Regions from separate parts of the Homo sapiens genome. Here region 2 is linked to region 1. Evidence: read pairs that join two places in POLR2A ChIA-PET (ENCODE). Cell type or tissue: MCF 10A. All regions are shown on one strand. Each heading gives the region's core, and the rest is flanking DNA. Links, peaks and the distances in the headings are about the cores only. Region 1 overlaps NEBL (nebulette). Region 2 has its middle 60 kb from the start of NEBL.

The links. Peaks named below come from ENCODE experiments on the same cell type or tissue, not always from the same donor. Only the 100,000 strongest peaks of a DNase experiment are listed, where the experiment ranks them.
Region 2: POLR2A ChIA-PET joins it to region 1 with 6 read pairs; 1 of 35 experiments calls an interaction of 5 or more read pairs at or near these places.

Annotation. Positions count from the first base shown.
Region 1 is chr10:20,881,269-20,892,917 of GRCh38, reverse strand. It overlaps NEBL (nebulette), which reads left to right. Exons shown (of 28, transcript NM_006393.3): 3 at 2,969-3,073; 4 at 4,711-4,821. It overlaps LOC102725112 (a long non-coding RNA gene), which reads right to left. Exons shown (of 6, transcript XR_007062082.1): 6 at 7,976-8,268. Among named protein-coding and RNA genes, the nearest start is that of NEBL, 10 kb to the left of the region's middle. In MCF 10A, for the core only: a CTCF peak has its summit at 3,697; a DNase peak (open chromatin) is centred at 7,007.
Region 2 is chr10:20,951,593-20,963,241 of GRCh38, reverse strand. It overlaps a transcript of NEBL not described here. Among named protein-coding and RNA genes, the nearest start is that of NEBL, 60 kb to the right of the region's middle. RefSeq lists an enhancer at 8,428-8,722 and a silencer at 8,428-8,722. In MCF 10A, for the core only: no CTCF peak of the experiment used is centred there; a DNase peak (open chromatin) is centred at 6,321.

The sequences.
Region 1 (11,649 bases), core at 3,503-11,502:
ATAATGATGGAGCCATTGTTTTTCCTTCCAGGGTGTATTGAATTTAACTTGTATGATTTCACTTGTGAAGAGCCTTTCCAGATACTTTCAGTTAAGAATTCTTGTGAAAGGAAAGATCCGCAAACATCTCCATGTCTGTCATCCGATTTCAGCCTTTAGCTAATCTCATACTCATTCAAACAAACTTGGCCAGGAGGAGGAAGCGACCCTGCACTAAATTCATCCTAATTGTAATGGAGACGTGGGATTTGTGGGTGAGGGCAAAAGAGAAGGTCAATGTTTGGGACATCTTAATGATCATAAAGTCATCAATTTTGCCCTTTTTGTCTTTTGGTGTTGGGTTGTGTATTCGGTAGGAGTGCAGATGACTGTAAAAACAGGAAAACTCTAACACAATGGCTTAACAAGTAGGTTTTTGTTTCCCCAGCCTCCACATATAAAGCCCGGAGGTAGGTAGTTCAGGCTGGGTACTATGGGTGTTATCAGTCTCCCAGGCTCCTTTCCTTCTATTCTGTCGTCATTAGTATGGTGGCTTATTCCTTGGTAATGACATCATTGCTGCTGCCTTCCCTTTGATTGAGAAAGAAAAATGTGGAAGACAGAATGTCACAGGGTTGTGCAGCATCTCTCCCTTTGTACCAGAAACACTAGAAGCACTTCTGGGAAGATTTCCACTAAAGTCACAGAGAGTGTGGCTCCCCAGGCCAAACACTGGATGGCATGACCATGCCTGGTTTAGATCAGCTTGTCCTCTGGGGCTGGGCAGGAGCCTGGCTGCTCTCATTAATCCATCTGGGCTCTTTTAATAGGAGATAATGGGAGTGGCCAGTCTATCCAATAGATGGTGTCAACCCGAAATTGTAAGATGTAGACATGGCTGTAATAAAATATAGCAATCTATTCAGTGATTTTTATTTTACCTAAGATTTGTTTCATTGACCAATATAGTTCCCTTTCAATGATCATTTCCTGTTATCTTGGTGTAGGAAGGCTACTAATATGTATCTAATATTTATATAAATATTCCTTATGTATTTAAAAATCTAACATTCTTTGCTTATTGTCATTCATATTGCACAATTCACTTGAAATCACACATGATTGTGTGTGACTTCTAACAAATTGTACAATTTCTCTTGAATTGTACAATTGTAAAGGATCTTAAATTTTAAATACACCTTCATTTAAAATATACAAATATGTGTATCTTTTTAATAAAGACCCAAGAAAAAAAAATAGAGTCTACAATTAAGACTGAGCTATTTGTCTGCCTAACAGAAGAAGTAAATACCTCACCCTTATCCAGTCCTCCTGTCCTGAACGTTCTGCATGTGTCAGACTTTATCAGGAGGCTGTAGCCACAAGCACATACCACTGCAGTGAAGAATGTGAATGTGATGGGGAATAGATGGTGGCAAAAGATAAAAATAATGAGTCAAACTTAAGCCTAATGATAGGCTATTTTCTCTCACACTTAATTATATAACGGAGATACTTTTTTCTCCATATGATCAAAATAGCCTACTATTTATCATACTGCCATTAACAGTTTAATTACTAGTGGCTGAGGAGGGTGATTTGCAGGAACCTAAAATTATGGCTAATCTCTGAGAAGAAAAAAAAGTAATTTAGTGCTCAGATAAGATAAATATGTTCTCGTGTTGATTTCATGAATAAAGCAAATGTTTAATGTGGTAGGCATCTGATATCCAAGAGTCACAGCAGTGAAATATGGGATTTTGAAATAACTTCACTTAATCTGTATCTAGTTCTACCACAGGTTAAGTAATGCCCGTCAAATCAGGCTTGCATATGGGAAAATCTCCATGTACCATTAGTGTATAACATCAATATTATTCACATCCTCTAAGAACCAGGTAGTATATACAATTCAGCTCCACTTTTGGGTTATAATTAGGGAGAACATATAATTTATCATCTGAAACAGGAACACTTTTTCAGTTTAAGTATTTATGGTCTTGGGAGGATAAACACGAGCATATTACAGAGTGATACAACTTTTAGCAAATTACCTGCATCTTCTCAATGAGTCATAGTTTTGCCTTCCCAGTTTCCAGATTGTGCAGCAATTAGTGTGACAGTGTGATTATACTTTAGGTCCTTCTCCACATTTCCTGACTTCTTTTGGGCTCAAATATCCACCCGGGTCTTCCCCCGGCATAACAATTCTGGCCTATCCCCAAAGGGGAAGAGAGTGAGTCATTTGACTTGTGAGTTGCAGAGAAGAGATGAGCAGGTTTAGCTAAGCCTCACTGGGCTTTGTCTTGCTGATCTCCAGCAAGAAGGCCTTCTGGAATGATCTCCACCACATAGCAAGCTTTCTGGGCAGGTTCAGTTCTTCTCTGCGCTCAGGAGGAGGATTGGGAAGCCTATGGGTGCTCATAAATTGGGAGGAATTAGTAACAGGAAGCCCACGTTGGCCACAATTTAAGCCTCTTCCTCTAATCAAGCATGTCTAGGTAATAACGGTAATAGTGATCCCCATTTAATTTCGCCTCTACTTCTTAATTGGTCACATCTGTCATGCTGACTACTTATTTTCTACCTTGAGGTAGGCAGCTGTGTTTCTGTTTGGCCAAAGGCTTATGTGTCAAGGCTTAAAAGCAACAAAACACCAGGACACTTGTAGGAGCGAGATGGCACATGCTTGCTAATTGCACTGGGCTGGCTGGGTAAACAGGACCCATCACCCGTAGCCAGCACGCCTGGTGTTGATGCTTAACTGGACCCTCGCTTATCTAAAGAATGGTCTTTCCTCACTATGCCTCATCATCTTTGCAATCCTGTGCTGGATAGCCGTTTATTTAACTTGGCTTGTTTTGAGGTCCCTTTCACACTTGAGTATTTACTTCAGTAAATGGACTTTATCAACCTAATTATCATTCAAAAAAGGCCATTAGAATTGTTTTTCTTTTTCTCTTCTTATGTAAATCATTCTCTTTTTTAGATCCGTTATAAAGAAGAGTTTAAAAAGTCCAAGGATAAGTGTACATTTGTGACTGACAGTCCTATGCTAAACCATGTAAAAAATATCGGTGCTTTTATTTCTGAGGTAAGGTATCAAAAGCTTGCAAACTGGCTTGCATTTATCTTTTTCTTATTATATAGATGAAAGTCTGTGCATTAAAGAGATGAAGAATAATATTTTCAAAAGCACTACTGAATGTTAGTAATAGCTACATAATTATCTAATGTGATGCGCTGTCATTTAACTCATATAGATTGACAGATTTTACTATGTATGCTTCATACATTTTATTATATATGTCTATATTTTGACTCTAAATCTTTCTTATTTATATACGATTCCTCTTGAAAAGGCATCTTTTTATTAAATAAGTAAAAGCACTGGCACAATAGTTCACTTTAGAAGTTCCATTATTTTGTTTCCTAATAGATATATCAGAGATAAATGATTGAATATCATTTTGGAAATAAATAAGATTTACCAGTTTTCTAAAATGTGATATCTTTGATAAATAATTTTAAATGTATTTAAACTATTTTGGAGTAGGATAAAGTTCAGTTCAACAGTGATACCTATTATAAAATCACAGACTGAGGAATACGCTATATTCATTTTCCAGCTGAAAAATTATGTAGTTTCTTTCTGAGAGCATTTAGAACTACAGTTTATGTTGCATTGTAAAGCACAATGTTAACGATGATGATTTCTGTGGTGAGGCATTACTGTAGTCTGTGAATAGATCACTTAGAAGAGATACGTTTGAAAAGAAACGGAAATGAAATAGTGTTGTAAATGACTGACCTCTAGTGTTTCATAAATTATGTTGGAAAAAGATCAACTGGATGTCCTTGGGATTATTTCTGCTAATGCGAAACAATTTTGAATGAAATCAGTACGTTTTCTTTCATTAAGTACCAAAATCCAAAGAGTGTGGTAGCAGAAGGCTAGCACAGGATCTGTGCTCAATAAATCAATACTGAAATCTAGCTCTGAGCAGGAAGAACATCAGGAACTCATCTGCAGATAATGGAAGAACATAGTTTGTTTGTCTTAGCTATGTTCCATTCTCCCGTGCAGATAAATACTTGATGTTCTCAATTATTGATTATGTTTCCTGAAGGAGTTAATTGCAGAGCAAAATATTGGAAGTGAGCAATCTATTGTGTTCCCTTGAACCTTAGTTTTCCCAAGAGGAAAGAGTGTTTGTCTTTAGAGTAGTGACTGAGATGGCTTAAAGACAGTGCAGGCTAGAGGTGGGTAGGCACATAAACAACAAAAAAGCACTCACTCCCCTCTCCCCCTGGAGCAGGAGGAGGCTGAGAAGACCTGAATAAAAGAACACTGTCCTTTGTCAAGTTCTAGATAGTAGATTCTAACGACTTGCATTTTCTGGAACAACTCGAATTGTTTGCTCACTCATCCAGCATGAAACTGTCAATATACACAAATAGATTTACTTTTAGAAATGTGCTTGCATTTAAATAGAAAGCCATTATGTCCTTGCATGTCTCATTGAAAGCGTTCTCTATGATAAATTGGATTTATTTCTATCTCTTCAGAATCCTGGAGTTTGTCAGCTCTGGTATCTAAAATTAAAATGGTCTGCAGATTTTAAAATCAATTCTGTTTTGGGAGAAAGTTTCTTCTTTTCTACTTATAATCACAGTTTAAAAAAATGGAAGTTTATTTATTTATTTTTTTCCTGTTTTTTTTTCCCCCAGGCAAAATACAAAGGCACCATTAAAGCTGACCTTTCTAATTCTCTTTATAAGCGGATGCCAGCCACAATTGACAGTGTTTTTGCAGGAGAAGTTACACAGCTCCAGAGTGAGGTAGGGTTTTTCTAAAGTGTTTCATGATTTTGTAGATAAAACATATAACTGGAAAAAAGCTACTTAGCGTTTTAATAAAACGTTTTCATCATGGGTGTTAAATACCAAATGAAAGTTGAAAGCAACTGATTAATGTGCTGTCAGTAGTTGCTGTTGAAATTGCAGAAAATGAAAAGGACACGCAGGTTTATGTCAGTCACATGGTACTGTTTTCTGAGTCCCATTCAATGCAATTTATAGAGCAAATCTTAATCTCATTTAGACAGCTTACATGGATGAAATTCTTATAGTAAATATTAAACTGTTCTCTAATTTGATATATGATCCCTAAGTAGAGAATATTTGAATAGCTTGTTAAAAGCCACATAAAGAGATAATGGGGCTGGACACTCTGGCTCAGGCCTGTAATCCCAGTACTTCAGGAGGCCAAGGTGGGCAGAATGCTTGAGCTCAGGAGTTGAAGACAAGCCTGGGCAACATGGCAAAAGCTGGTCTCTACCAAAAATACAAAAATTAGCCGTTTGTTGGCATGCACCTGTGGTGCCAGCTACTCAGGAGGCTGAGGTGGGAGGATTGCTTGAGCCTGGGAAGTTGAGGCTGCAGCGAACCAAGATCATGCCACTGCACTCCAACTAGAGCAACAGAGTGAGCCTCTGTCTCAAAAAAAAAAAAAAAAAAAAAAAAAGGTTGAATTCAGGATCCACAGATCTGCTTCATCAATTAGACAAGTGTTTCCTGAATTTCCTTTTCTGTAGATTGTGTTTTTCCTTTAGGATATCTCAGGCTACCAAAAATAGCCCCCATCAGGTGGAAGTTACTATTTGGTGATTGCCAGTTGCAGAGGAACTTAAGAATTGTCATCAGGTAAACTCATTTTGAATCCAGAAGGGTTTAGGAGTAATTTTCTCTTTGTAGCATATCAACACATAAGGCATTCTTAATCTATTGCATTTCCTAAAACAGACTTTCTAAATGGAATGTTTCACCTCTTTCTGGTTCATCTTAATGTTGTGTTTTCTTCACAGAACAATCAAATTTGGGGAGGTTATTTTGTTAATCTATTCTTTAGCTCTCTCAGCTACGTGAGAGCAGGGACCTCATCTGTCTCGTTCCTTGCTCTGGTCTTGTGCTCGGAAGAGTTCCTGGCACATAGAGAGTGCTCAGTAAAAACTTGTAAAATGGATTTTGTGGAATTTTAAAATTTTCTTTCTAAGGATATGCTTCCTTTTACATAGTTTGTATTCTTCATTTCACATTTTAGGTTAATAATAGTAAACACACAGAAGTTGTTCTATGCATTTCACGTGTATTTATCCCAGTCAGTCCTCAAAACAACCCAATGAGCTGTCCCCAGATTAGAGTTGTGGAGACCGAAGCACTGAGAGGTTAAGTCAGTTGGCCAAGGTGGCACAGCCAGTAAATGGCAGCGCCGGCACATGAATATGGGCAGTCTGGCCCCAGAGTCTAGGTTTTTAACCACACACTATGCTATATTTTTCCTACCATTTCTAACCCTCTTTTTCTTGTTAAGCAAGCAGTTTACTTCTTTCCCCAGAATTTCTTTTTTTAAGATGGAGTCTTGCTTGGTCACCCAGGCTGGAATGCAGTGGCTTGATCTCAGCTCACTGCAACCTCTGCCTCCCGGGTTCAAGTTATTCTCATGCCTCAGCCTCCTGAGTAGCTGGCATTACAGGCGCACACCACCACACCCAGCTAATTTTTGTATTTTTTTTTTTAGTAGAGACGGGGTCTCGCCATGTTGGCCAGGCTGGTCTTGAACTCCTGACCTCAGGCGATCTGCCCACCTCAGACTCCCAAAGTGCAGGGATTACAGGTGTGAGCCATTGCGCCCTACCTTTCCCCAGAATCTTTTTAAGTAGAGATACCTAGATAATCTTATTAAAAAAAATTTTTTTTAAGTTCTGGGGTACATGTGCAGGATGCGCAGATTTGTTACATAGGTAAACGTGTGCCATGGTGATTTGCTGCACCTATTTAATATGAACCCGTCCCCTAGGTATTAAGCCCAGCATGCATTAGCTATTTTTAAGTAGTCTGAAAATACATTACTCTTGAAAAATGCTGAGCATAGTTATTCTTTGCAGAACACCTTTAAGTGTTTCACTATTACACATTTAAATGTCCACTGTGTACCTGACTTGGCAGTAAACTAATCTCGGTTATGCAACATGCAGCTTAAAATATATGATGTCAACGTTCTGCATGGGTGACTGTGACTAATATGCCCTTTATTTTTCCTGCCAATATCTGGCCACCTAAGCACTTGCTGATAATGTGGGTCACTTTAAAAAGCAGATAATTACAACCCAACACTTGATATGTGACAAGCAACAATTAAGCAATAACGAAAGAAAAGGAAAACAATCTATTATTGCTTTTATACTTCCTTGGGAAGGTAACTTTTCCGATGTTTCCATCCTCATTTCTTTGAAAGCACACAACAGCTCTCAACTTCTTATAGCATAAATAGGGCTGTAATACACAAATCCCTGCAACATAGAACTTAACATGAAAAATAATCCAGGTTGTATATTTTGGAATCTATCATTTGTTTTGTCAGAATAGGTTCCCACTGACATTGTTAGCATGTTATCCTATACTGAAATAGACACCACTGGGAAAGGTGCATATGTACTCACAATTAGCATTGATTTCCATTGTTGTAATTAGTCACTGAACTTATTAATAAAGAAAAACCTAGACTTTGAATAAGGCGGCTACTTCAAAGATTTATGTAACTGTCATAACATTTCTTTAGATTTACGTACATCGATTTTATTATTGTTAAAATTGTGATTCTTAGAGTTTACCTAATAAGCGGGGCAAGAAAGTAGAAGAACTATTTGACAGTATCTATGATAATTAAAGGACTAACATTTACAGTGTCCAAATAGTATCAGATTTGTGATGTCCTAACTCGGAGTATTGGATGAATTCAGAAATTTAATGACATTCTGGGTTCTAATGAAAAGTCTCTTTAACTTTTGACAAATTATTAAAACAAACTTATCTTAAAGTCAATTTGCAAACACTCTCAGATGCTTAAATTCAAACTAGAATGATAAAGTTAGCTAGATGAACACTTACAGAAAATGCCTGAAAGGAAGAAATGCCAGAAAAAGAGAGAGAGATGTAGAGTTTTTAGGAGGCCATTTTATTAGCTATCCCCTGTTAACAATTTTATAAGCACAGATTACAAAGAAAGCTTCTGAAAATGAACTGGACCATGCCATGAGGTGGCGAGATCCTTCTCATTAGGGCTGTTTCAGGCAAAGGCTAAATAATGCCTTATCATAGAAGCAATTCACGCTACTCAGGCATTGGAACTGCAGCTTAATGAGAGTCTATGTTTCATCCACGGTGGTCACAGGATTCTGTTTCAGAAGTCCAGAGGTGTCTATGCTATGGGGTTAACAGCACATTTACCTGTGTCATATAAAATATAATGTAAGTTATGTTATTATTCTGATCGTCTTTGTAGCATCTTATGCTATGTTGTTAGACACTATAAATAACCATCAAGTAGAATTAAGGTGCCAGATAAATCATACTTTTCAGAGGCAAAGCCATTATTTTAATTTGCATACTTGACCTCCTTGGCCAGTAAACTTTAATTTAGAGATCTATGAATTTTCTGAAAGCGAGGGCAGGGAGAAGCTTCAGGGCATCTGTGAAACCCCCAATTTCAATGCCACATTTGGCCAGATGCTGTGGCTCGTGCCTGTAATCCCAGAACTTTGGAAGGCCGAGGTGGGCAGATCTCTTGAGCCCGGGAGTTGAAGACCAGCCTGGGCAACATAGTGAGACTCCATCTCTAAAATAAATGAATAAATAAGTAAATGCCAAAAAAATCTATAAGTGAAACATAAATGTACATTTTATCTGTATACATATGAAATATAAAATATGCTGTAAGATCAAAAATATAGAATAAATGTATTTATCACTTATATAAACAAAGTGTATATGACTATTGCAAGTGGACTCCTGTCTCCAGGTTCCTAGTAACATGGCAATCTCAGTTCTCAAAGTATGAAGAAAACAGCATTAATCTAGGGAAATACCATACAATAATGACAAATCCTAAGAAATCAAATTTATCGGCAAATTTATTAGCTTGACATAATTTTCCATTAGCTATTTTAAGGAAGAAAATGAATATGATAAATTAAAGTTCAGCTCCCTCTAATTTGATGTAATCTTAATTCTAAAGTGGTACTTAGTAGCGGCTGTAAATGAAATGACGATGTTAATGCTGCAAGTAGAAAATTACATAGCCTTTTTAAGAAAGAGTGCCTTTTAAAATTGTGCTTGCTGACTCATCATTTCTGTGATAACCCACAAAATGATCAGCTGCATTGGTTACATTTATAAAGTCACAAGTATATGTTAGTAGGTCTAAAGTACAAAATAAACCAGGCAACCATGAAAAAGGAAATAGGCATATACTAGTTCTTTTCATTTAAGAAGAAGGAGCAAATCTCATAGAAGTTTTTCCTTAGCTTTGTAGACTTGGGTACCCATGAAACTCCTCCTCTCCCTACCTCTGAGTTAAAACACGGAATGTAATAGAACTGAGATAATGGACTTTCTCCACCTGAATGGAGGTTCTTAAAGGGTTTCCTGCTTAACATAATTAATTGGTGAAAATTGTAAAGATACAGTCACCAGAGGGAGATATCTTGATGGAGTATGTTGGTGGACAGACTCTAACAAGATGAATTATCCTTGGAACAATGTGAGGTGCTGCTTCTGATTTGGTAACCAACCAAATCCACAGGATTGGAGGTAGGAACATGGCTGGGCAGGACTGAATAAGACTTAAAGGTATCAGTTGACAGAAGTCTCAGCATAGCCATCAAAAGAAAAATGTTGTGGTCCGTGGATGTGTTAATAATGTTTAACATGTGGGAGGTGATAACCTGGATTAAATCTAACAGTTCTAATTAAGAATGGTCCAACCATTGTGAGCACCTTAAGAAAGAGATTGATAAATTCGGATTTGGGCTGAAGAGAGCATGTAAGGTGTTCAGGAGTGCAGCACTTTAATCCATACTGCGAGTCTGGAGGAACAGAAGTCAGTGACGGGTGTCTTCCCACATTGGAAGTTCTGTCTCATGAAATAGGCTCTTTTCATAAGGCCACATAGACGCAGCTAGGGGGAGATAGATTGGGGTTTCAGTAAAGAAAGAAATTTTAATCTGAACTTTCAAAATTTAGAGGCTGTGGTGGCCAAGGTTGAGTTCTCTTTCAGTGGAAGTTTTTGAAAAACTAGATGGCAGTCCAGAGAGGGCATTAAACATTGTTAGTTATACCAGATGACATTTTTTTTTTTTTGGATGACAAGATTCAATGACTTTAGTTGTAAAAATCCGACTTATCACATTAATCCTTTAGATAGGTATATTATCCAAGTGGAATGGGTGGTTAATACTGTTTATAAAAGCCAATGAAGAGTTTAAGCTCACAAGAATGTTTAGTAAACTCATTTATTCATCTGTTCACTAAACATTTATTGCATTTCTACTCTGTCATTCACTATGTTAGGCACAGGATAAAAAGGTGTGAGACAGACATGCGCCCAAGGAGCTCATATTGGTAAAAACTTTCTCCTTAAATTTAATTTTATATATTATTTTCATTGAAAACTAGATCTTGTTTTGTTCTTGGTAAAGCCTGTTCTAGTTTTTCTTTTTCTTTTTCTTTTACTTTCCCTTTCCCTTCCCCTTTTCCTTTTCCTCTCTCCTCTCCCCTCTTCTTTCTTTTCTCCTTTCCTTGTCTCCTTTCTTTGCTTCTTTCCTTTCCTTCCTTTCCTCCTCTCTTTTCCTTTTCCTTCCTTCCTTCCTTTTTTCTTTCCTTCTTTACTTCCTTCTTTCTTTCCTTCTTTCTGTCTTTCCTTCTTTCTTTCTTTTGCAGGATCTTGCTCTATCACCCAGGATAGAATGCCGTGGCTCACTGCAGCCTCGACCTCCTGGGATCAGGCAATCCTCCTGCCTCAGCCTCCCATGTAGCTGGGACAACAGCCATGTGCTGCCACACCTGGTTAATTTTCGATATTTAGTAGAGATGGGAGCCTCACTTTGTCGTGAGCAAGTCTCTCTCCTTGACTTCCCTAATTACAGGCATGAGCCACTGAGTCCAGCCTACTTTGTCTTTCTTAAGTTGCCATTTTTCTCATGTCAAGTAATTCCAACTCCATTTAACATCCTTTTAGTATTAAGCTTTTAGTATATTTTAAAATTAATATTGCCTTTCTGTCCTTCATTTGTTATTGTTTTATTCTCATTCTTTTAGTTATTCATTCACTTATTTATTTATTCATTCACTGAACAAATGTTTTGTGCCAGGCACTATTCTGGGTTCTGAGGATTCAGTGAACACGACAGTTGTGTTTAGTAAGGGAAGATAGATAAGTAATTATACATAAACTAAACAAAGTAATTAAACATTATGAAGGAAATAAATAGGTTAATAGTATCAGTGGAGACCAAGGGGATAACTTGGTTGCTGTCTTTAGGTTCTTCTTTAATTTCCAACTTTGTGGTTGAGTTTGGTTACATCTACTTCTGAGATATCTTTCTCATATCCCCTCTCCATCCTAGTATGGAGGAAATTCAACATGGTGGTAATGGATGGCACTGGTCCATTTCCCTAATGGAGGCCAAGACTTGACATATCTGAGAATTTTGCCTGCATGCTATATTTTCTCCCAAAGGTTTGTGCACTTAATGAGGCTTATATTATCTTATAGCTGTGCCTACATAAAATCAGACCCAATCATTTGAAAACAATTTACTTTCAAATATC
Region 2 (11,649 bases), core at 1,553-9,552, 72 kb before region 1:
CTTTACCCATGCTGGGAGATGGAGGGTGAGAAGGCTAATCTCTCAGCATTTTATGTGGAAGAAAAATATTGCAGTTTATTTGACCTTTTACTTATGGGAATAAAGTAAGGGGTTTAGTGCTTTTACAAATCGAAAGTACAGAGAGAAGAATTAGGTATTCTTAAGCTAAAAGCGATGAGAGTATCTAGATTTCCGTGTGTGTGTGTGTGTGTGTGTGTGTGTGTGTGTGTGTGTGTGTTTTTCTTTCAAGCTTGTCTGGTAAAAGAAAATCTTGTCGTATCCTTGAGGATAATAATGCTTGATAGAATTGGGTATTTAAATACAGACATGATTCAACAGAAACAGCCATTCCATGTTCAACGAAGTGAACTTTTCTACCTTCTGCAGAAGACTACACTACACTAACAATCATATTGAATAGGCAACCCTAAATTAACTTAATTAATTTTAATGATCAATGTAAGTGTTGATTGGAAGCTTGTAATTTTGAATGTAAAATGGGGATTCTATGGATTATCAAAATATGTTTCCAAATTTCTTGATATTTAGGCTTAAAAAAAGAACAAAGTGATGTAACCATCTCAGTCATTAACAAGCCAAATCTTTAACTGGTGTGACAGTTATTGTCATTATGCTAATAACAGGAGATGGGGTTCTGTAAGATGAAGCATTAGCTGTTCCAGTCCTCCGAGGAAACAGTAAAATTCAGCTCCATTGGGTTGTAATTAGAAAAGAAGTATATTTAAATACTGAAAAAAATCTTCGCTACTTCAGCACACAGTATGCCAAGGGCATGTGTGAGCAGCTTTTTAATCTCTAGGTGTGGCCTATTTTATAAATATTTTCATAAGCATTTATGTACTTGCCATTTGGCAATACAGCATTGTGTAATTGTATCCATATGTTGGCCTTCTGAAGTTGAATAAAAACTTCTTGGACAGGGCTAGCTGTCAATTCTTCATCTCCCTCCTCCATAGGGCAGTTTAGGCTCAAAATGAGGCTTTTTCACTGACAGGCGGGCACAGGAGGAGAAGAAGATTTAGCTTTCTTTTTCTACATTTTCTTTCCTTTCACAGTAGTAATGGTATTAATGGTGATAATCATAATAACTATTATGGAGTACTTACTTGTTTCTGTCAGCCAGATTCATGCATCAAGTAGTCTGATCCCATCCCTACAACCTCTTAAATAGCCATTGTTGTTTGTTATTGCCGCTGTACAGATGACACCACTGAGCACAGAGTGGTTAAAGAACTTGCTTAAAGTCACACAAATGGTAAGTGGAGTTTCTGTGACACAAACCAGGTAGCCTGGCTGTTTCCTTCTGGTTCTTAACTGCACCTCCGGCTGAGATCTGTGTTTTTAGCCATTGTTTCCAATTCCAGCAGCTTCGTTGGCCCAGCCTATCCCGAGTGGGATTCGTGATCCCTCTGTTCACTTTTCTTTTCCCCCTTCTTGTTAGGTCAAGTACAAAAGAGATTTTGAAGAAAGCAAAGGGAGGGGCTTCAGCATCGTCACGGACACTCCTGAGCTACAGAGACTGAAGAGGACTCAGGAGCAAATCAGTAATGTAGGTGCCTGTTTATTCAATAGCATGATGGCTCTGATGTGCATTTCTGGATGAGAAAGGGAGGCTGGATGACTTGGAAGTGTTTGTGTTGCTGTGGGGTGCAAGCAGTACTCAGTGCACGCATAGACTATGCCAATTTCATCTGGTAAACCCTGCCCTCTGGTTCCATCACAGTTATCTAGGACCCGGTGCTTAGTTACCTAATAGAAGATCTCCTTATTCCATTTTGAATGGTTCTCAGCTTTCAAATTTTTCCAAAATAGGCCTTTTATAATTAAAATAAGAAACTTGAAAGTTAAGTTTTGACTGTGGATAAGCATATAAAATATACATATAAGGTTAGGAGTCTTAAGATCTCCTATTTGCCGACTAGGTGTCTATAAGATTTCATATTTTGAATTAGATATTTGTTGAAATCAGGTATTACATCTTACTTTTGAAATAAACATTTATATATGTAGTTGCTTTGGACTTGAAGCTGTGCCTTGTTTATTAATATAGTTTCCTCAAAAGAGAAAATGGAGACTAGGAGAAGTTCAAAATGTATTAGGGAGGTATTAATTCAGTACTTATTAAAGGTGGATAAACAGCTCTTCTAAGTTTTGGTAATTCACACCTGTGATTATGTTTCTTCCAAAATATTACATGAAGTGTGTCAGGATGTATTTTTCTTCACAAAAATTAATTCAATGTTAGATATCCAAGAAGAAATATGGATGAAAATTAACAGATGTGTGAGTGACATAAAAGTATGAGCAAACAGGCAACACTCATACCATTTTTCACGAGAACTGTATTTTGTGCGTCACTTATAAAGTCACTAAAATTTGTATATCTAGGTGTTATAACTGATGTAGCCTTAATTTCCAGGACATGTTTAATTAGCAGGTGGTTTTAAACTCACTGATATTTGGTCATCATCATGAGATGTATGTATACATGTATATATGTGTGTGTGTGTATAAAATACATGTGTATATATTATATATGCATTTATATATAAATATGTGTATATATACACACATATACACACATATAAAATTTGCAGATAGAATTATGTATAATTTGAGAAAAATACTTTTTATATGTCTAAAGTTCAAAAACAGAATTATTTCATGTTAAACAATTTATTAGGAAGTGGGAGGATGCAAAGTACACATTGTTTTTTGCTCTTTAAATGGACATTTTATATTAGTAGGGATTTCCTTTGAAGAAAAAGAGTTGAATTTTAAGACTTCATGACATTTGTCTCTTAGTTTTTCTACCCCATCCCAGCAATCCATCAGTCATGAATACTGAAGATCACTGCCTTATTTTTCTTCCTCTTTATTCTTTCCTTAAACCAAAAACCTATTTTTGCTTTTAAGAATGCAAATCAATGATCTATTACACTGGCAGTTACATTTAATAACAGTTCTTTCTTTGGATTATTTTTGGCAAATGTTTATCTAAAAAATAATTCTGCCAAAAACAGTTATATTATACATCTTCAACAATCACTGAATTTTATTTCAAAAAGAACTAAACATTTCTACCTAAGACATCCATGTGACAGCTAACATAAGGATTGAAGCTGATCAAAGGTAAGCCTTTTAATTTTTATTCAAATTTAGTCAATATTCATGTTTAATTAAAAAATACTGATCATTTTACCAACCTTTATCATTAGCAGGAATATACATTTTATTCAATACCAGAGGTGGTTTGCAGATCCATTCTTAATTATGCAAAATACCCTTATCACACAGGTATGTATTAATCTATATTTATCATATATAATATGTTATATAGACAGCAGTATAAAAAGCACCATTTAGATTAAGCCTATTATTTAGACAACTCTGATTTTTAAAAGCATGTAACTTAGACAACATCTTTTTTTAAAAAAAAAACTTTTTGCGATGTCTTAATGTTAGCAGCCGTAGCAGTCTTATAAGTAGTTCTCTTAGCCAATATGAGGCATATTAAATGTTTGGATAGCTGTAAAAAATATAGACTTCATAATATTACCATTAGGGAACAACTCTTAAAGAAGGGAGGCTGTTAAGTGCTCTGAGGTCTGGTGAATTTATTATTCATTTATAAGACTGCAACTTCATGAACTTTTTCCCTTACCTCACTAGGTTTTCCATATTACTCAAGGATCTTTTTCTATAAGAAACTTGGGTTGATCCAAAAAGTAGTACTTTGGCAAGTCCAGTTTTCCATATTACTTTAATCTAAACCCACTGAACAGTATTGGCTAAAACCCAAACAGATATTTTTTGACAGTGGCTGGATTGTGTCTGTTATGAGAGGAAACAGGTGAGAAAGTGTCTAGACTGGAAAGACCCCAGAATCTTCCGGCTAGAGATGCTGGGAAATTATAATCCTGAAAATTATAGATCCTGAAAATTATTAGGGGTATGAAATTTGTGAGTCTTGCATTTGAGTGCCAAGTTTAATATAGGTTAATATAGGTAGGTTAACTAAGATCGGCAGTCTTTGCTGTCTTTATGTTTCCCTGTGTTTCATTTTCTCCTATTTGTTTCTAGTTTATCTCTGAATATTGTGTGGCTCTTTCTTAGCTGCCTTTAATCTCTCTTGTATAAAGACATAAAGCAGTGAATTTAATGACAACTCCTAAGTGTTTTGGGTAATATGTTACGGATGAATGGGAATTTTTGATTGCTTATGTCTATGTCAATGTTTTGAAATTTTTTCAGCTCTTCTCATGTTTGTTTATTGAGGATTTGAAATCATTTGGAAATGACCACTCAGTCTGCATGTTACTGAGGTGTGGGATAAAATACAACCGTAAATTTCAAATTGAGTGTGATGAACGAGGTGAGAGTGGGTGAACTTGCCTTTTCTGGGTAGCTGTAATGACAACATATTGAACATGGGAGATTTGTTAAATACTGCAATTTATAATTCTTCTGCTATGTTACCCACTTAGTGTAGCCACAGAACAAAACAAGAAAAGAGGCAGTATTTCAGAATTGACTAAATGGCTGGGAAGAAAAAGAACTTGGCTTCTAAAATAAAGCAAAATTATTTTTTTCCCCATGAAATTCCAGAAGATGTCTTCATCTCATTGAATATATTAATATTCAGATGGGGTTTGGTTGCTTATGAAATTGAATGTTAGGCTTGGGAACAGTTTTTATAGGAAGTCAGGAAATCGAGCCAAATCGTTTAATTGAAGATAATGTTCAGAAGTCCAGGTTTTGTTGAAACTGTATCTCTTCAGTAGAATGAAACCTGACAGCCAATGTGTTCAGCACTGACTTAGGAACTGTGGGCCAGAAAGCCCTGCCTTACGGATTTTCACAACTGTGTCGCTTAATTGCCATCCACCCTCTCCTTGCCCCCAAACTCTAGGGCATAAATTCAGAAATGGCAGAAATATCTTTGTACATCACATTTTCTTTATTTACCAATATTTTAGGAAAATATTCTTAAGGGACAGTGTCCAAATATGAATTGAGGAATACTGTGCCCAAGGGCATTAAAAAAAATGAAACACCCTTTTCTGTGGCTGCTACTGGGCTAGCTCATGTGGGTAACTGTAAAGGCTCTTTCTAATTTCAGGTGGTTCCCACCTTCAAGTTTACAAGCAATGCATTCAGGGTACCTGCAGCAGGATCTCAAAGCACAACCATCGCCAGACATTCAAGGGACTCAGGCTAGCCTTGGGAAAATTACTGATGTTTCATTCTGGCTGTTTACCCACTAATATCAGCTGCACTTTCAATTAGCTGAGACAGTCTGGGGATAAATTGTGAAATAAAATGGTGAAGTCAAACCCCAAGAGACTTTTACAGACTTTGTGCCATAGATGAAAACTGGATGTTTATTTTCTAATTTATTTCAGGGGGAAGAGAAATATCAAATGAAGGGGAAAGAAACAAAAATCGACCAGATGACAAAATTGTGTGTTTTAAAGACTGACTGAAATGGTGAGTGTACCATTATTTGATTTGTCAGGATTTCTGCGTGTTCTTGACAAATGGAGAAAATAGTTTTGCTTGTCTGTGTGTGCGTATATCTGTGTATGTACCTCTGTGTGTTGACTTCAATGAGAGTGTCTAAAACCCCATTTTCCTAGATCAGTATAGACTAATGTCTATAGACATTAGTGTTTCACCTGCCCTATATTATTTCCCTTACCTTGTCAATGTTCACAATTTTAATTATCTGTCCGCTTTCCCAAATATCCTTTTTTGCTACCACTTTCAATTTCGCATACCCATTTATAAGAATTGCTTGCCTACTTTACAAGAAAAGCTAAGAGTGACACTTTTAAAAAAGTATACCAAAAAGTAATCTCTCTATAATTTGATCTTGTAATATAATTATTTTTAGCTCTTTTGCTACACTACATAATTTTTCACTGACTTCTTAGAATGTAAAATAAATTATATGCCCATTAATAAGCTCACACGGATACTGCTGATTTAGTTCCCTGAGATTTTGTGAGTTAGCTTCAACAATATTAGATTATTGGGACTAAACATTGCCTAATAATTGAATAGTAGTGTCTATGGGCTATTAAAAGATTTGATTCAAAGTTCGGTTGAGTGCAAGGGTGAACATGAGGGTAGGGACAATTATCTAGGGATTTGGTCTCTGTTTGTAATTTAAATAAATCATTTTGACAGAGACTGACTGTAACCATGTTCAGGCTGCTGACAGTGTGAAATTGAGTTGTATGGTGGACAGAAGACAAGCAGTCAAGAGAAATCCCCAAAGGCGAAATTTGTTATGTAATTGGGTCAACTCATGCATGAGCAATACATGCTAATTGTAAACTGGTGGCAAAATTATCGTGTATGAGGCAATTAGGTCTTACATGAATCTGAACAACAGACACTGAAGGAGATTTTTTTCTTTTTATATTTAGCAAACTTTTTTTTTTAAATATGAGAAAGGTAAAAATTATAAAGTCATTCATTGAAATACATTATTTGTTAATTTTGTTCTTTATACAAAAAGCAGAAGTTTTATAACTAATGAAACATTTATGTAAAAGCTTCTGATTTTGAGTAGTAAAATCTAGTACACTAAGCAGTTTGAAGGGAGAATGAATGTTATTTTTATTGTAAGTCATAAGTGGGTTGATTAACATAGACGATTAGTTATGAGGTCAGTGGTTTAGATTTAAGCTCTTGAAGGCTAGTATTTTTACAGAGTGAATCTATATGTTGCTTTAGTGGACTAGACCTTATCTGTAGCTCATCTCAACCAATAACTGATGAATTCCCAGTAAATAGTGGGGTCAGTAGCATTATCTTTAAAGACAAAGTTTAAAAAAAAGAGAAAGTGATAGGGCAATAACACATATTTTCTCATAATACCTAACAGATGTATGAATACCTCATTTATTTTGAAACACTTTGACATACCCTGTTTAATTAGATCCTCTGAACAACCGCTCCTCGGGAAAAGTATTTCTATAAGGATTACTTATACTTTCATGTGAGAAATGTACGGAAAATTACCTCTTGGTCCTTTCTTGTTTCCAAATCTGTGGTTTCCCTTACACCTGGTTTTGCTTTATTTTTCCATGTAGAGCAGAACTTCAAAGGCTGATCTCTTCTTTTTAGCCTCAATTTTTCAGCCACAGTCACTTAAAGAAACAAATACATCCCAGACCAGTAATTACTTGTGCATGTCAAGTACAAGAGTTTTGGTTGTAAAATGGCATTGTCTAAAGGGGAGGTTTGAGAAGAGCCCCGGTAATAAAAGAATTAACACATATGACTTTTTTTTTTTTTTGAAACAAGAGATGAGGGATTCAGTGAACAATCTGTGAAGATCCTTTTTTCATGAAATCCTTTTTTCCCATATTCCTTTCTTTTCAGTTTCACTGTGTTCAGGCCATTATCTTGCCTGAGTTACTGCAGTAACTTCCTAATTGGCCTTATCTCCTTCTGTTCCTTTCATTGCATCTAAAACACAATGACCAGATGAGGTGTTCTAAAATATCTCTTTCATCAAGACCCTAATTATGACCCACTAAAATACTTTCCATGGCCCTCCAGTTTGAGTAGGATAAAGTCTAATCTCCTAAACCCTTTAATTCTGACTCTAAGGACCCTCCACAATCTGCTCCTAAATGACTATTTTTCACCTTATCTTTCACTACTTTTCACCTCTGTTCTTCGATTTCTTTTAGGCCTGCCTACTTACTCTGTTCTGGGCTTTTGCATGAGTCATTCTGCATGTTTAGGACAATTTCACACTATCTGTAAATGACAGCCCAGCCCCCTGATCCCAGACACACACTCAAACCCAGCTACAGTGATGTGTCTCATCTCTGAATTATTGTGGGACTTTGTGCTATAACACTATCATTTGTACCACTCATTTCACACATCATATTCTCCACTTTGGTTTTAATTAGCATTTTATGTGTCTATATGTCTGACCTCCTTAACTTCCCATAGGTGAAGATCATCCATGTCTCTTTCCATTTATGTTTTATATCTGAAAGAATGCACCAGATGGTGCTTTATACTTTGCATTTCTCGTCACCTCTCTAATTTAGGGCCCTCCCTACCCCTTGATAGGAGTGTGGGAATAGTCTCTTGACTTGGGCTATTCTCCTTACAGTTTCTTGCAAGGTTTTCCTAAAATGCACATCTGATCATGTCACATCCTCTTTTAAAATCTGTTAAGTCTCTCTGCTGCCTTTAGGATAAAATGTAAAATCTTTTGCCTGGAATGTGAGGCTGTCCCTGGCTTAGTGCTAGCTGAGACCTCTAGCCTGGGAGGCCCTCTTGCAATCTGAACCCATCCATTTCACACTTCTGCCTGCAAGTCCCTTCATACCTCTCCCCATCCACACTGGCTCAGAGGCTACCATTGAGACAGCCAGATGGGAGGGGGTCCCCGGAAAAACTCCAACCAGCCTGCCCACTAGGGTAGAGCCTTGGGAAGTTTGTGCTGTTTGCAGAGGGGGCGGGGTGGTGGTGGGGGAGCCAGGCCCCCTCCTCTTCCTGTGTGAAACCTGGAATTCGAACTATGAGGCAGGAAGCTCTCTAGCAGGGGACTCTGGCCTTGCAGGGAGTCCCTGTTTCCCCCTTTTCTTCCTTTCACCCAGCAAAACCCTGTCTTACTCATTCAAATTGTCTGCGAGCCTGAATTTTCATTGCCGTGGGACAAAGGACCCCATCTTTAGCTGAACTAAGGAAAAGTCCTGCAACACCATCTTTCCCTAGCTGCTCTGACAGTCAGCTTCTATAGCTGCATTATGAGTTTTCCTACCCTCAGACTGAACTCTATGAAGAAATGGGCTGTGTCTTTTTTTCTATACAGACCCAGGGCCTAGCCCACTGCCATATTTAATAAACAAATGTATCGACCATTTGTGTCAACAAATATTTTTATTTTTTACTTTGATGAGTGAATCTCCTGGCCTTGTGTGAATTTCATCTTACAGTGAAGATTATTACTAGGAGTTCTAATCTCTTTCAAGGTCTACATATCCATTGCACATCAATTTTCTTCTTGAAAGCTCCCAGATTTTTTTTCTATTGTGTCATTGTCTAGCACAAAGTAGTTATCAAATAAATATCTATTCAGTAAATAGCTGGATTATTTTATGGGATTACTTTCTCTATATCCAGGGTGTTTTTTCTTTCTTTTTTTTTTTTTTTTTTCCTTAAGAAGAGTTTGCCATCCCATCCACTTTTCAGTCTAGGCAAGTAAAATCTTTTCTGGAATATCTGCCATAGTGGAGCAAGGAATGAGTCTACCCCTTCAATGCAAGATCGGTTATGCCTAGAATAGAGCTCAGTACAGAGCACGTACTCAATAAATGCATGTGGAATAAACGAATGAGGTAATAATATGTAAAATATTGACTAATTTTGTACATTCTTTTTCTTGAAACTCCTCTTTGCAAGGATATTTTTAGTTTCTCAAGTTGCTTTCAATTTTATGATTCTTTTCTTTTTGGTGCTGCTTGATAAACACGATCTTTTACTCTCTGCTCCTTAAATATTCAGTGACTTCTATAGTTTTATCAAAGGATTGTAGCAACATTTCCTCAGTAAAGCAGGATAATTTATTTTCTAATTACATTACAAATGCCAGGACTTCCCCTATCTTAATATATCATAGGGAATTCTTTTTGGTGTCTAATCCAAGAGCCTACAAAAAAAAAAAAAAAAAAAAAATTAGGGCTTGTCTTAGTCTGCTCAGGCACCATAACAAGATATTGCAGGTTGGGCAGCGTAAAGCGACAGAAATTTTTCTCACAGTTCTGGAGGCTGGGAAGTGCCAGATCAAGGTATGGTAGGGCTGGTGAGGGCTCTCTTCCTGGCTTGCAGACACTTGCCTTCTTGCAGTGTCCTCATGTGGCCTTTCGTTGGTGTGTGCATGTGGAGAGAGAGAGGGAGAGCAAGAGAGATCTCTGTGTCTCCTCCTCTTAGAAGGACACAGACCCAATTGGATCAGGGCTTCCTTGTGACTTCATTTAACCTTAATTACCTCCTTAAAGTCACCCTCTCCAAATACAGTCACATTGGTGGTTAGGGCTTCAACATATGAATTTTGGGGTGGTACACAGTTCAGTCCATACCAGGGCTGAATGGGGAATGATCTGCATGTATAACAGGGAAATTTTGAGGTATTTAAGTGACATACACTTTGTGAATGTGCTTTGAAATATCCAAAGTGTCACATAATTATAATATAAGCTGCTATCATGAGCTAATTTCTTGTTTTTTCTTTTCTTTTCTTTTCTTTTTTCTTTTTCTTTTTTTTTTTTTTTTTTTTTGAGACAGGGTCTCACTCTGTCACCCAGGCTGGAGTACAGCGGTGCAATCTCGGCTTACTGCAACCTCCACCTCCGGGGTTCAAGTAATTCTCGTGCCTCAGTGTCCTGAGTAGCTGGGATTACAGGCATGTACCACCATGCCCAGCTAATTTTTGTATTTTTAGTAGAAATGGGGTTTCGCCATATTGACCAGGCTGGCCTCAAATTCCTGTCCTCAAGTGATCCGCCCACCTCGTCTTCCCAAAGTGTTGGGATTACAGGCGTGAGCCACTGTACCCTGACAGATGAGCTAGTTTCTTTAGTGAAGCTAGATAATACTACCCTCTACCTGTTGCCTTTCCAGGAAAACTTCTACATTCAGTTTTAAACTTTTCCCTATTTTCAAGCTGAATATTCTTAACTAAAAAAAGAAAAAAAACTTCCTCCTATATCCTATTTCCAGTTCTTTTTTTTTTTTTTTTTTTCCTTCAGACAGAGTCTCACGCTGTTGCCCAGGCTGGAGTGCAGTGGTACAATTTCGGCTCATGGCAACCTCTGCCTCCTGGGTTCAAGTGATTCTCCTGCCTCAGCCTCCCTAGTAGCTGGGACTACAGGTGCCTGGCACCACGCCCAGCTAATTTTTATATTTTTAGTAGAGACGGGGTTTTACCGTGTTGGCCAGGCTGGTCTCAAACTCCTGACTTCAGGTGATCCACCTCCCTCGGTTTCCCAAAGTCCTGGGATTATAGGTGTGAGCCACCCCGCCTGGCCCCGGTTCTTAATTGAACCTTTAAAACTTTTCATTTCCAGGTTTGAGCCATTAGTCATTGATAGAAACACAGATACTTTAGAGTGTAGTGAAGTTTTTAAGTTTTCCAGATCTTGGTTGAATTATGTAGTTCAGAATGTGGACTTCACATGTCCCGTGCTAGCAGTTTAGCCTGGGCAGATGTGAATAAAAAGGAGGGCAGAGAGGTGAGAATAGAAAAAAAATTTCCAGGACACAGGGAAAGTCTAACAAAGACTAGCTTCACGTCTCAATTTCCAGTGCATGATGCAGATTTAGAACTTTGAAAGTATCTAAATTTTCTTCCAGATTTTATTATACCTTTTGGGACATAGCCACAGTGAGTAGAATATCCTGAATGTTAAAGAAAAACCAGAACTCTTATGTATATATTTTTGGAGTCCCAGATGTGACTATCATTAATAATTAGGCCATATAATTATAATGTCAATGAAGTTTTAGAGGCAGGTTTAAAACCTGTTGTTTTCTTAGTTCTTAAGAGTAATAGTTGAGTGTTATTTTAGCTTATTGGAGGGTCATAAGTCA